Regions from separate parts of the Homo sapiens genome. Here region 2 is linked to region 1. A link is an interaction called in ENCODE POLR2A ChIA-PET data of the cell type or tissue named here. Cell type or tissue: PC-9. All regions are shown on one strand. Each heading gives the region's core, and the rest is flanking DNA. Links, peaks and the distances in the headings are about the cores only. Region 1 overlaps PLEKHA8 (pleckstrin homology domain containing A8). Region 2 overlaps PRR15-DT (PRR15 divergent transcript).

Region 1 (4,403 bases), core at 137-4,136:
CAATAAAAATACTGCTTAAGTAAGGTTTGAGGTGAATGTTCATGAAACTTGTATGGTCTTAATGGCCTTGGAAATAGTACATTTATATGTAGAAGTCCTAAATAACATTGTAGAAGCCTTGTCTCCTTTACCTTTCTGGAAAATGCATCTCTAGTTATTGTATTGCTGCAGTTCTGTGACCTGGAATACTTCCAGCATCTGGAAGGAGCCTTAGACTTTACACTGCCCCTTTTTGCACTTGAGCCATCACTTGGCTTCCCCATAATGATAATCAGAGTGGAACATTTTGGGTGGTTTCATGCTAAGAGCTGCTGTGTTCCCTTAGTGTCCTAACATTCTTTAGAGGTCATTTTCAGGAGGGAGTTGGGTTCACAAGGCAGATATGTTTAATAATCTGCTTTAGAGCTGAGTCCCCCTCTCCATTGCATATTCCACATCAGAAAGAGGTTTTGGAAAGCATCCTTGCAAGTGGAAGGAAGAAAAGTTGCTCTGGCATTTCATGCACCATTGTATTAAATGTTATATGCTCTGTGCTCAGTGGGATAACATATTGCCACATATCTCATCTCAGAATGATCCCATAAATGTCAGTAAAAGTTAACCCAACCAAGATCCTTTTCTGGCACAGAATAGAAAAAATTTTAAAAGGATGCTCAGTCATGTATTTAATATGAAAGGCTTTCACAGATAAGGAGAGATAAGTGAGAGAGATAAAGTCAGAACTCATAATCAGATATTTGACATCAAATCATAAGTTGGCCATTCTGAAAATACTATGGAATGTGAATTGTAATACTCTTTCCAGAACCATTTGCAGCATATGCCTCCACTGGCAGGATTGGCTGGCAGCACAAGCGTTAGTCTTAACAGTGCCTGAAATTAACAAAGGGCATCTCTGGGTGCTTGTTTGACCTCTTTCCACTGGTTATTGTCCATACAAGTCAATTTGCCTTAAGCATAGTCACTATAAAGAATTCAGAGGTTACTCTCCTAGTAGCTCTGCTTTTAAAAATACATGCCAAAGCGCTTTGGGAGGCCAAGGCAGGCAGATCACTTGAGCTCACAAGTTCAAGACCAGCCTGGGCAACATGGCGAAGCCCTGTCTCTTCAAAACATTCAAAAATTAGCCATGTGTGGTGGTACCAGCCTGTAGTTCTAGCTACTTGGGGGCCTGAGGTGGGAGGATCACTTGCGCCAGGGATGTTGAGGCTGCAGTGAGCCATGTTTGCACCATTGCACTCCAGCCTGGGTGACAAACCAAGACTCTGTCTCAAAAAAGAAAATTATAAATAATTTAGGCATTTAACAAATATCTACCACTTGACCTAATAGAAAAAAATAGTTCAATACAGTTAAGTGCCCACGTGTCACTCCTTAATCCCGTGACTCCCATCGTTTTCCAGAGATCATCATCCTGAATTTGCGTAGTTCATTATGTAATACATGTTTTTATGCTTTTGCTATATATTTATGTGTCCATAAGCAGCATCTAGCATTGGACTACATGTTTTAAACTTGTATATGAGGTATCATATTGTGCACATTCTTCCTTCTTCACTCAGTATTTTCAGACTTTAGCCACTGTTGAAGTGGCTTGTAGTCCTGGCTCATTAATTTTCCTTGCTGTTTAGCATTTCATTGTATGAATAGACCATGGTTTCGAAAAACTAATATACTGTTAATGGACACAGTTGATTACAGATTTTCACCATTAAAAGCAATTCTACAATGTACACGTTCCTTTCACACATGTTCTCTATCATATGGAAAATTATGTCCAGACAGCACACCAGAAAAAGGAGGAGGCTTCTCATAGCTAAGAGGGACTGGTCCAGGGACTCTGGCTGTCTACAGACTGGTAGTTCATGGGGCCTTACTGCTTGAGAAGCTGTGCTGCCAGAACAGTGGTTCTCAAACTCTAACCTGTATTAGCCTCACCTGGAAGGCTCCTTGAAACACAGATTGCTCTGTAGGCCTGACTTGAGGCTGAGACTTTGCATTTCTAACAAGTTCCCAGGTGATGCTGAGGCTGCTGGTTTGGAGACTACACTGGGAATTGCTGCTGTAGTACATAATACAATTGGAATGGCTGAACCACATGACTAGATATTGCCAAATTGCTCTCCAAAGTCTATAATTACCAGCAGAGTAGTGAGAGTTCCCAATACTCCACATTCTTTTTAGCACTTGTCATTGTCAGCCTTTTAAATTTGTGCCTGATGGCTGTAAAATGATAGAATATTGCCAAAGTTTTTGTTCTTAGATTACAAGTAAGGTTGAGTAGCTTTTCCTGTCTTCACTGGCAGTTTGATATCCTTCTCTGTGAGTTGCCTGTTCATGTATTTGACCACCTTTCTCTTAGGTTTTCTTTATCAACTCCTGGGAGTTCTTTATATTTCCTGGATATTAATCTTTTTCAGTGATGGGTTAAAATGTCTAATCTTTTTCAGTTATGGGTTAAAATGTCTTCTGTCAGTCTGTGGCTTGCGTTTGCTCTTTATCTATGGTGTCTTTTGGTATACAGAAGTTTCAGTTTTTATGTAATCAGACATGTCATTCTTTCTTTATGGATTGTACTTCTTAAAGAAATCCCTCTCTCCCTTGAGGTCACAGAGATGTTCTCTGACATTTTCTTCTCGAAGTTTTGTAGGTTTGCTTTCATATTTATGTCTTTAATCTTCCTGGAATTTATTTTTGTGAATGGTGTAAGGTGGGGATATAATTTTATTATTTCCAATCAGAAAGCCAGTTGTCTTAGCAGCATTTATTGGATCACCCATTCTTTTCCCCACTTGTATGTAATACCAACTTTGAGAGAGAGAGAGAGATCTGTTCTAGACTCCATATTCTGGTCCATTGTTCTTTTGCCCACCTATGCTTTAAAAAGACATGAGTTATAGGATGAAGGTTCTTACTATTCTAAGTGAGTTACTGGACCGTTCTCTCTAGAACTCGTAGGATCTTAGGGCAAGCACACTTCCCCGGTGCCTATCTGTTTCCCACCAGCCTCCTGCCAGACTTGACTACCTGCTTTCAAATCTCCTGGTTCCTAATTCTTGCCTCAGAACTGTCTAGTTGAGCACATTTGCAGAACTATGATTGTCATTTCCTCAGCCCAGTGAGTAATTCCGCCCTTTCTGGCTTTGGTTCTCTACTTCCCAGGCTTTCTCTTAAGACTTAGATTGACATTTCTCTCGTCTTCTCTATAAGCCAAAATAACTTTACCAATTATAGGTTTACAGTAGAAAAACACTTTCCTGTATACAAAGTTCCTGGACAGAATGGTTGTTCACCAACAGTAATGGAAGGGTTGTTCTCTCAGTTACTATAAAAGCTTTAGGCATAATCTCTAAATACCTGATAGCAAGTTTCTGAGTTACTAATAGTAAATGAATGAGAGCTGTGCTGTTTCCATAACCAGGTGCCAATTCTTTCAGAAAAGGATTGGAAAAGGCATATTTTTCATTTTTATTACATTGTTTACAGAGTAAACACCAGTTTTTTTGACAGAATGGTGTGATGCAACAAGAGTGTCCCCAGGTCTCATTGCTTTTAACTTTGTGACCTTGGGAAAGTCACTACCTTTCTGGGTCTTCCATGTCTTCATTTCTAAAAGGAAAAGAATTAGGCAAGGTGATTGTCAAGGCTTCCTACTTAGAAATTTTGACTCAGTTTCTGGGGAACTGACACATCTCAAAGAACTGGGAGAAGGGTATCATTTATGTCTTTCAGAGGCCAAAAATACTCCCAGATTATAGAACATGCATGATGATAATGAATGGGTATTACAGTGAAGATTAATGTATTTCATTATCTAATCTTCTCTAGGTAACCAAAATAGGTCAGGCTTAGACTTCATCTTATTTTAATGCCATCAGTCTCACATGGCAGGGATATTTGCAGCGTAGAAGTCAGCTAAGGACTTTGGGAAGTGTTTTTTTTTTTTTATGACTTTTATTTCATTTGTTGGTTTTAAATTGCAGCAATGATCTCAGTCAAGACCCAGCCCAAATTCTTTTGACACACCTTCTCCCATTAGGTCATCTGGCCCACATTTTGCCAGGTGGAACTCTCCTTTGGCAAGGTATAAGCATAACAAGGAACAGCTTCTTTGTCTACTAGGGCCAAGTGGGAAGACAGATGTGCTGCTGTACAAACACTCTCCCATCCTTAAGCCAGACTCCCCATGCTGTTTGGACTCACAGCACCTTTGTCTTCCTTGTCTTTTTGCTGTCTTTTAGAAGAGGGCATGGAAAAGAGTTTCTAGGCTTTTTTGAACGGTTAACTTGAATGGCAATGTATAGGAAAGGTATAAGGTCTCTGAGGTTGGCATAGCAGCGAATCCAGAGCTTTTTTTTTTTTTTTTGAGACAGAGTTTCTATGTCGCCCTGGCTGCTGGACTG
Region 2 (4,403 bases), core at 172-4,171, 520 kb before region 1:
CTTAGCCTAAGCAATATTTGCATGGGCACAATATTATAAACATGGAATAGTCAATTACGCAAACGTTGTGATATATTCTCTAGTGGGAATATGGGAGAAGGGAGGCAGAAGTCGTGGTGGTATGAGAAAACTAAACTCTTAAATATCATTATAGAATGTTTACAGAATGGCTCATATTGATAAATCAAAAGAAAGCATGACACACGTGTAATTTAGAAATACGGAGATGCGTAAATGCCAGAAATAAAAAGCTGAGATTGTTGGAAGTAATGGCAGAAGAGGACTGAGGGAAAGGATGAGGAGAAACCCCCATAATTTGCTCCAAGCCCTTCAATAACATTTGACTTTTAAACTTATGTACATAAGTTACTTTAATTTAAAAAAATTTTTGAAAATAAATCAGTGCTATGTTGTCTGAAAAAGCAGAGACATGATGCTCCTGTTGCTTTCCTCCTTCTGCTATGATTCACTGAGGCAGGTTACGTTTTAAGATTTCAGGAACTAATGGAGCAGCACATATTAAACATATTCCCTGGCTTGTGCCCCAGCTACAGTCTGGTGGTGACCTTACTTCTAAGGACTTTGTCGTGCAATTTGCTAATCCTTTTCTCGTACCACTGCTTTCAAGCTCAACTGAGCACACTTCCTCCTTTAGCTACAGGTAATGCAATTTTAGTGCTGAAAGGATAAAGAGCATTCTGGAATCACATACAGAAAACTTCTGCTTGATTTAATTGTTGTGTTGCTGAAAACAGATTCATAGCAAGTTGTTGTATATTAAATATTCTACAGTAAATTTTAACGTTATGTTATTGGGAGTCGGGGAGGAACTGGCCCCAAACTACAATAATGACAGTGTTCTGTAAGACTTTCTACCATTACTTCCAAAAAGCACTTAGAATGGATTGATGTATAGAGTTTGTTCACATACTTTTCCCACACAGCCAATGAAAGACATTAGTCAAAGAGAAATGGACATTTACTGGTGCTTATTATGTGTCAGGTACTGTGCTAGGGACTTTAATAAATGCATTGTGTACTTTAATTCTGGCAACCACTCAGAAAAGTAGATGGTATCGTACCCACTTTACAGATAAGGAAACCAGAGCCTAAAGATATTAAGTAATTTTCCCAAAGCCACACAGCTAGTAATTCAAACCAACCATCGAGTCTTTCCACAAAAAAAAGTATGTAATTACAATTCCTAGAGTTAATTTGAGCTTTGTTTTGAGTGCCCTATGATTCCATAGGGCTTAATACTTAAGCAGCCACATATGACTTAACATTATTTTCAGTAAGAAACTTAGAAGACAATGATCTACTAGAATTTTAAAAATACTACTATTTCTTTTGATGTAATAGCCTTCATACTAACAAATGTTTATTAATGTGGTGATTAACTAAACGCCAGCATGAGATTTGAATATCCATATTAGAAGAACACCATATCAGGGGCAGAGTAACACAAACCTAACCAACATAACTCCACCTCTTCTGGTCCTTTAACCGTAAACAAATGGCTTCAACTTTCACAGATAAAACTGTAGGACTGGTAGTTCCTATCTCTTATGGTAGCTCTGGCCATTAGAAGTGGGAAACCCATCGTAAAAATTCAAAATGTACTATTATAATAAAAGGTCTATCAGTGCAGCTAAAGCAGCTCCTCTCTCTAGGTAAGCACAGTTACACCAAATGCATGAGCCTGATGCTAAGTGAGAGTGCACAGTATGAGATTCACCTGTGGTAGCACTGAGCAAAGATGAGCTCCCAAAACTTTGCTTGAGCCTCCCGACAGCCTGTGACTTAGGAAAGCAGCCATGTTTTAAGTCCTGCCAACTATGTCCATCTGACATTGGCCTTGATACAGGTTAGGAAACCAAAAGATTCACTTCCTGCATCATGTTACCCTTCCATCAGATATCTACCTTCTACCTGTGCACCTGTGACGTAATGTGCTGACACATCGACAAACCACAAGAGAGAAAATAAGACCTGGCAAATGGAGCATAACCAAATCAGTGCTTTGAAAAGGGATATTAACAACAGCAGGTAGCAGGTCACCTTCTAAAGGAGCTAGGCTACCCCAGCTTTGACCTGGAACCAGGTGATCAGCTAGAGAACATTGCCTTGGAGGGTAACACGTGACTTCTACTCACATCAATGATTTTCTAACAAATAACTAAGTTGAATTATCTTTGTTTTCTAAGAGAGTATGGACACGTTGTGAAGCCTTATTTGAGGATTTCATGCCCTCCAAGTCGTTCATTTATTCCCTAAGTACAATATTTAAGAAAATCTCAGCAGCCATTCTCTGATAGGTCATTATTCTGCCCCATCTGTATCCTATCACCCAACTTTATCTCCTTCAAAGGCATTACAATATGCCCCATCTGTATCCTATCACCCAACTTTATCTCCTTCAAAGGCATTACAATATAATATTCTTCCAATGTGGTAACAACAAAACAAAAATGTATCAGATACTTTGGTTTACATGTTGTACTCACATTTCAGAATTAAAGAAAATCAAGCTATTATTACAAGTAATGACAAATTGGATTGTATTCTTTGCCATTTTTATTACATTTGCTTTTACAAGTCAGTAGTGTTATAATCAATGAAGCATTGATTTGTATGCATTCTATGGTATCTCATTCAACAATACTGAAAACCATTATTGCTGGGTGCCACACCAGGTGCTAAAGATTCATCAATGAGATGTCTTAGCACTCATGGAGAAACACACAGCACAGTGATTAGTTAGGTCCCGGGACTTGGAAGCCAGTCTTTCTGGGGTCAGACGCTGGTCCTTTAAGCTTCCCAGCTGTGTGGCCTTAGGAACATAAAGTAAGTTCTTGATGTCTCAGTTTCCTCACCTGTTATAATAATAGTGTCTGTTTCAGAGGGCTTTTAGGAACATTAAATGAGATAATGTTTACATTATGTTTTATGTTTACAGTTTATCATGGAGCTGTACCTGATACATAGGAAACATCATGTAAATGATCATTAAAAATGAAACTCACTTTCTAGTGAGGGAGTCTCATAATAAACAAATAAATAAGAAAATTATAGTCAATGGGACAAACACCAAGCAAACCATTTACAATAGAATTAAAACACACTCATTTCTATCAGTGGCAGGCTAGGTTATTTGGATGAATTCTCCTGCTGAGAACTGGGCACAGAAACAACTCCAGTTTTGACAGTCCCTGGAGCAAAAGCGACCAATTAAACCCAAGGTTAACCAAAAATAGATTAATAGGAGATTCTCCTAAATCAGGGTATAGGCAAACCAGAAGTAAACCATACCCATATCCACCCACAAGACTGCACAGACAGTTAAGTTACTTTGGCACAAAAAGGAGGTTGTAGGGGAGGGAAAAATGAATGGACTGATCCCTGGGAGGGTGACTATGGGCTAGCAGTGCTCCTATGGATCAGTTGTTTTGTCCAAGAAACCTCAAGCCACGAACTCAGTGTTCATGTCTGGTAACTCCCCTAACCTCTTGAAAATCCTTTCTAGAGTAAGTCACCTTTGTCTTAGGCCTTAAATTTTCCAAAAATAATTTTTAAAGTAGAATGAGGAACACAAAATAGTATCTAAGAATATCAAGAAACAAGACCCTATGAGTGGAAACTGGCAGGAAAAAAAAAAAAAAGACCAAAGAAACACCTTCAAAGACTTCAGATTTTTTAATGTATCAGCCAAAGATTATAAAATAACTGTTTAGTATGTTTAAAGTTTAAAAATACAAGTTTAAAAATATCTTCAAGGAATAGAAAAGTATAGCGTCCTATTTGAAATAAGACTAGATAGAACATTTAGAAAAGAAAAAGTTAAAATGTATAAATTAATGAAGGAATTTAACAGATGTTTAGATGCAGCAGAAGACAGAATTAATGAACTGTCACATAGATCAGAAAGAATTCTCTAGAATGCATCAAAGAAGGCAAAAAATAAAAAAGAGTAGGTTAAGAAGCATGGTAGGGGAGACTGAGAAGGTGTAACAAATGTCTAATTGGGATTCCAGAAAAAGAAAAGAAAGAGGGCCAGGCTGGGTGTCTCACACCTGTAATCCCAGCACTCTGGGAGACCAAGGCTAGCAGATTGCTTGGTCCAAGGGGATCAAGAACAGCCTGGGCAACATGGCAAAACCCTGTCTCTACAGAAAGTACAACAAATTAGCCAGGTTTGGCGCCTTGTGCCTGTAGTCCCAGCTACTCAGGAGGCTGAGGTGGGAAGATCGACTGAGCCCAGGAGGTCGAGGCTGCAGTAAGCCGTGATCGCGCCACTACACTCCAGCCTGGGTGGAAGAGTGAGACTCTGTCTCAAAAAAAATAAAAAATAAAAAATAAAAATAAAGAATAGAATGGGGAAGAGAGTATGTTTGAAGAGATAA

What was found. ChIA-PET counts read pairs that join two places held together with the same protein. Peaks named below come from ENCODE experiments on the same cell type or tissue, not always from the same donor. Only the 100,000 strongest peaks of a DNase experiment are listed, where the experiment ranks them.
Region 2: POLR2A ChIA-PET joins it to region 1 with 7 read pairs; 1 of 35 experiments calls an interaction of 5 or more read pairs at or near these places.

What each region holds. Positions count from the first base shown.
Region 1 is chr7:30,066,198-30,070,600 of GRCh38, forward strand. All of the region lies in intron 12 of PLEKHA8 (pleckstrin homology domain containing A8), which reads left to right. Among named protein-coding and RNA genes, the nearest start is that of PLEKHA8, 40 kb to the left of the region's middle. In PC-9, for the core only: no CTCF peak of the experiment used is centred there; a DNase peak (open chromatin) is centred at 2,144; H3K27ac peaks cover 1,103 bases.
Region 2 is chr7:29,547,061-29,551,463 of GRCh38, forward strand. The region is part of intron 1 of PRR15-DT (PRR15 divergent transcript); the gene reads right to left. Among named protein-coding and RNA genes, the nearest start is that of PRR15-DT, 14 kb to the right of the region's middle. In PC-9, for the core only: no CTCF peak of the experiment used is centred there; a DNase peak (open chromatin) is centred at 1,951.